Regions from separate parts of the Homo sapiens genome. Here region 1 is linked to region 2. A link is a loop called in an ENCODE intact Hi-C map of the cell type or tissue named here. Cell type or tissue: psoas muscle. All regions are shown on one strand. Each heading gives the region's core, and the rest is flanking DNA. Links, peaks and the distances in the headings are about the cores only.

Evidence for each region. A loop is a pair of places that touch in the nucleus more often than their neighbours do. Peaks named below come from ENCODE experiments on the same cell type or tissue, not always from the same donor. Only the 100,000 strongest peaks of a DNase experiment are listed, where the experiment ranks them.
Region 1: a loop joins it to region 2, with 1.9 times the contacts of the local background. A loop is called at or near these places in 3 of 110 quality-filtered maps.

What each region holds. Positions count from the first base shown.
Region 1 is chr1:214,387,321-214,390,132 of GRCh38, reverse strand. All of the region lies in intron 11 of PTPN14 (protein tyrosine phosphatase non-receptor type 14), which reads left to right. Among named protein-coding and RNA genes, the nearest start is that of SMYD2, 110 kb to the right of the region's middle. In psoas muscle, for the core only: a CTCF peak has its summit at 1,328 (motif pointing left); no DNase peak of the experiment used is centred there.
Region 2 is chr1:214,493,948-214,496,759 of GRCh38, reverse strand. The region is part of intron 1 of PTPN14 (protein tyrosine phosphatase non-receptor type 14); the gene reads left to right. Among named protein-coding and RNA genes, the nearest start is that of PTPN14, 56 kb to the left of the region's middle. In psoas muscle, for the core only: no CTCF peak of the experiment used is centred there; no DNase peak of the experiment used is centred there; H3K27ac peaks cover 2,500 bases.

The DNA.
Region 1 (2,812 bases), core at 49-2,548, 110 kb after region 2:
AGCTGATAGAATGCAATTGAATTTTTCTTCATATTCAGTGTATACACTATAGCATGTCTTTAACTTGTCTTTTGAAGGGAGCGTTTTGAGAAAAGTTTATTTCCTTGAAAATGCTTAGATGTGGACTCTGAATTCTTGAGTTGAGTCATTATATTATCGCAGTAATTCCTGAGTGCCTGTGTGAATATTATTTCTCTCAGTATTATGCACAATATCTCACATGTGGTCCTGGGCCCTGAAAATGTAACAGATACGTTGGGCTTTCCCCCGAGTACCAATAGATTTGTTCATGGCACTGATTTATTTATTCTTCTCCTTTATGAATGTTATCTTCCTTTTCCCTTCTTTAGAGTATAGATGTCTTTATTAGCAAAATAATTTTTCATTTACACCCTTGAAACCCTATGGGAGGCAAAGTGTTTTAAAGCTCTCTTGTGATCTTATCTTGTCCTCATTATCCAGAGAGGATGCAGAGGCTTACCTATTTTATTTGGATGAAGACAGTTTATAGGAAGTCTGATCCAATTCATGGCTTCCCCCTTTCCCCTGTCCTTTAGGTTTAAACCATTTCACCAAGAGTTTCTTACAATGAGTGAGTAAGACCAAATAACACTGTCTCTTGGCTTCCTTGCTGATAACCAGGACTTCTCATTGCTGTTTTTCACCTGCCCTCTTCTGTCTATATTTTGGCGTCAAGTTTGTTTCTCTATTAGCAGGTCTGGGAAGAAATGGAATAATGTATTAGAATATATAACGAGATGAAATAAATAATATAATCCTGAAATGATGTTTGAGGGATTAGCTATTATTGTCCTTTGACAATGCTGTTTGTGAACTGGCATAAGTCTGCTCATTTATGTCAGTTCATAAACCGTAACTTACTTATTGGTTTTTTTTAAATAAGGCAAGAAAACACAGTAAACCAATTTTGCCTTGCTGTGTATTTCTATTCCCTTGTACAAATCCCTCCCCACTGTGTTTTTCTTTAAAGCCTTAAAATGGTTGTGCTACCATGGAAAAATTTAGTTGAATTATGTATTGCCAAGAAAAGGAAAAATATTTTTAAATTGCAACTCAAAAATCAGCCAAAGGGAGACTTGGGAATATAGCACCTTTTCTTTGGTAGGCCCGAACTGCTTTCTTAGATTGATTTCAGTTCTTCATTTCTTCTGTCTTGATTCCTTTTAATTCTTGGATCCCTTTTTTTTTATTACCCCTTTGAAGATCAAGCATTGTTTGTGGCAAAGAAAATGATAGGTGAGTTATTCACCCAGCTTCAAGCTCTTGGCCAGTGCGTTTCTTCCATTGAGGGATGCTGAGAAAGTGTGACCCCTGCTGGATTTGGGTTTCTTGGTTTGATCTGAGATTCTTCTCTCAAAATAGTAACCTTTAAAATCTATAAGGCTAATAGAAATATAAGAGATTGGCTGGGCACGGTAGCTCACACCTGTAATCCCAGCACTTTGGGAGGCCAAGGTGGGTGGATCACTTGAGGTCAAGAGTTCAAGACCAGCCTGGCCAACATGGTGAAACCCCGTCTCTACTAAAAATACAAAAACTAGAAGGGCCTGGTGGCACAGCGTCTGTAATCCCAGCTACTAGGGAGGCTGAGGCATGAGAATCTCTTGAACCCGGGAGGCGGAGGTTGCAGTGAGCCGAGATTGTGCCACTGCACTCCAGCCTGGGCAATAGAGTGAGACAATGTCTCAGAAAATAAAAAAAAAAAGAAAAAAGAAATATGAGAGATTATCCTGTTCGGTGGCTTACAAACGTAAGCGTTTTGAGGGTTTTTTCCCCCGCAAATCAAAACTCTTATTTCAAACAAATTCTTACCTGGAACCTCAGTACATAAATAAAATGGAGAATGCTTGAGGTAGGGGAAGAGAGGAGCTTGATTTGACTGACGGGAAACTGAGACCGACTGAGGTTAAATGGCTTGCTCTAGATTACATTAGTGCATAACCGTCTTTCCTTTGTTGGTTCACCAAATATTTAATCCATTGAAGTTTTTTTGTTTTGTTTTGTTTTGTTTTTTTCTCTGAAAACTTGTCCCTCTTCCGCAGCATGAAGTTATTCAGGTTCAGTCTAAATAGCCATCTTTAACAGACTGTGGAAGATTCTGCACTGCGGTGGTGGGTAGACAGGGCCCTTTGCACACTTGGTTCTGCAATGGGGAAGGTCAGCAAGTGGTCTTGACAGCTACACACTCATTGTTGTGGGCCACATTTTAGATATTTAAATAGATTCACCCTGGGCTCAGCTTAACACTAACCCTGTTCCTATTTAAGGTTGATGTGGAGCTGTGAACTGGGGTCTCAGGCACAGCTATGTTGATGTGTAGGAGCTTGTGAATGGAATTTTGAGAACAAAACAGGTGTCCCCCTTATTCTCATTTCTGAGATGGGTTATAATAATTTACTTTCTCTTTCTTTCTTTCTTTCTTTTTTTTTTTTTTTTTGACGGAGTCTTGCTCTGTCGCCAGGCTGGAGTGCGGTAGCATGATCTTGGCTTACTGCAACCTCCGCCGCCCAGGTTCAACGACTCTCACGCCTCAGCCTCCCAAGTAGCTGGGACTACAGGTGCATGTCGCCACGCCCAGATAATTTTTTTCTTTTTTTCTTGGAGACGAAGTCTCAATCTGTTGCCCAACCTGAAGTGCAGTGGCACGATCATGGCTCACTGCAACCTCCAAGTCCCAGGTTCAAGTGATTCTCCTGCCTCAGCTCGCGAGTAGCTCGGACTACAGGCATGCGCCACCATGCCTGGCTAATTTTTGTATTTTTAATAGAAATGGCATTTCAATGTGTTGCCC
Region 2 (2,812 bases), core at 207-2,706:
TGAATCATAGAAATTCAGATTATGGATAAATTGTTCTTTAGGACTTTAAAAATCTCTCTCCAGCTGTCATTTAGTTTCTAATAGTGTTCTCTGGTCCCTTAGGGATCCCAGCACTTGGGTAGGGGGTAAGGAGTGTTTAAAAAGAATATACAGGTATCATCAAATCAGTTCTGCTTTTATCTGTAATATTTCATTTGAAAATAAAGGTGCTGCTGAAAACAAGAAACAGAAAACCCACAATTTGCTATTCCATTGGAAGTTTGGGGAGCAGGGCAGGTACTAGTAACTCATTTTCCCCGAGGGGTTTCAGTGAGTTGGTATGGGTCATGAGTGAGGTCAGTGTGCAGTATAACTAGAATTCCTTGCCCCTGAGGACCTTGGCTGAACTCCCCTTGACAGAGCTGGGCTAAGCCTAACACTGGGCTAAGCCGTATCCTGTTACAGTTATAAAGTATGTTCCGCAGTGTGACCTTCTGCTCTAGAACACTTTGCACACTATTATTCCACATTTCCTCTTGGGTACCTCTCTCACCTGTTCACTGGGATCTAGTTATGCAGAAGCAATAAATACTGCAGAGCAAAAGTATTTTTGTTAGGAAATGAAGTACGTTTCTAAATCTGTGAGCACAAAACTGAAATGGAAAATTACTGAGCAAATTATAAGCTCAGGACCAAGAATGCCAGGAGAGTTTTTTTTTGTTTAGAAAAGAAACATGAAGTGTTGTTTATCTGTGGGTATGAAAAATGTATTAAAATAACACATGAGGCCGAGTGTGGTGGCTCATGTCTGTAATCCCAGCACTTTGGGAGGCCGAGGCAGGGCGGATCACCAGAGGTCGGGAGTTCGAGACCAGCCTGACCAACATGGTGAAACCCTGTCTCTACTAAAAATACAAAATTAGCTGGGCATGGTGGCGTGTGCCTGTAATCCCAGCTACTCGGGAGGCTGAGGCAGGAGCATCGCTTGAACCAGGGAGGCGGAGGTTGCGGTGAGCTGAGATCGCACCATTGCACTCCAGCCTGGGCAACAAGAGCGAATTTCCGTTGCGAAGTAAATAAATAAATAAATAAATAAATAAATAAATAAATAAATAAAAAAAATAAAATAGCACATGATAACTGTTCTGAAAAGCACTTTTCCTCCCCCATCTTAATTTGATAATGTCAGTCTTGTCTAAGTACCTTTTCTCCTGGAGTGGATTAATTGGAACACTATTTTTTTAGACTCTTGAATTACTGCAGATTTTCTGACCAATTGTTATTCCTCTCCTTAATGGTACTTAGTTTGCTTCAGAAGATTTGAATTAAATTTTGGTTTTGGTGTCATCTTTCACATGTCCTTTTTATTCCTTCAGTGTTGATTTTTAAACCACTGTCCCCCTACTTGTAATAGCTACAGTAATAGGTAATTATTAGGCATTGTTATCTGGGCCAGGGACTCTGATAGTGCTTTATATACATTATCTTATTTAATCTTTTCACTGACGCCGTGACATGTAGTTACTGTTTTCATCTTACAGATGAGGGAACCAACGCTCAGAGAGTTTAAATAGTATGCCAAAGATTTTACAGTTGGCTGAAATTCAAACATAGTATTGAAATTCAGTGCTCTTTCTTCAGATCCCAAGCTTTTCACTAGTATAGTGTCTTTAGATTTTTTCACCTTAATGAGTAACTCTGTGTGTCCCTTTCTGGGATGATGCTGAGAGAGGAGAAAATACATCTCACCACTAATGCTGGTCCCAGTTCTCAGACAGTTGCTTCTAGGTCCAAAGTGATTTTATTGTGCAGTCATCTCTAAGACCTGTTGAGTTTCATGAGTCAAGCAAGAAGAATTCCAGGTCTTTCAGGCATCTCCTTCCCTCAGGTTCACTTGTGGTGAAGATGACACGTGGTCAGTGTTTCTAATTATACTTTGGTCTTCCTTTTCCTTGAATATTGTCAAGGAACACAACTGCCCTTCCCCCTTCTCTCCCTTCCATTCAGTAGTGTAGTGGTAACTCAGTCTTAGAAACATCAGGAGAGGCCACTCTTCCTTTAGACGTCCAAACATTTTGTTAGCTTTAGTTCTCCCTGCTTTGTTCATGTAAAGCTTCATTTATATGACCAATTCCGTGTCATCTCTTTCTACCCTTGCAAAAAAAGAGCTTAATGTTAGATGACAAGGCAACACAATAACAATGCACCACAACAGAGCATAAAGTTAAAGTTGGCTAACTTGGCAGGGTAAAAAGAAGTACATCCAGGGCTTGTTCCTATTTTGACCAAAAAGCATTAAAGTGTATTCTTATATGGCAGGAATCGCCAACCTCTCTAAGCTTGGGGAACATTAGCCTGTGTGATAGGGCTGACAACAAGATGACTGGTACAAGGAGTGAGGTAAGAAAGAGAGAGGAGGGGCCGGGTGCTGTGGCTCACACCTGTAATCCCAGCACTTTGGGAAGCCAAGGCGGGCGGATCACAAGGTCAGGAGATCGAGAGATACCATCCTGGCTAACATGGTGAAACCCTGTCTCTACTAAAAACACAAAAAATTAGCTGGGCGCCTGTAGTCCCAGCTACTCTGGAGGCTGAGGCAGGAGAATGGCGTGAACCTGGGAGGCGGAGCTTGCAGTGAGCTGAGATCGCGCCACTGCACTCCAGCCTGGGCGACAGTGCGAGACTCTGTCTCAAAAGAAAAAAAAAGAGAAAGAAAGAGAGAAGAGGAAAAGGAAGGCACTAAGGACGGGAGAGAGGACACTTGTGGAGTGCTGCCAGTGATTTCTTTGGTTCTCTTTCTTTGATGTGTCCACGTAAATTGAGTGCTACACCT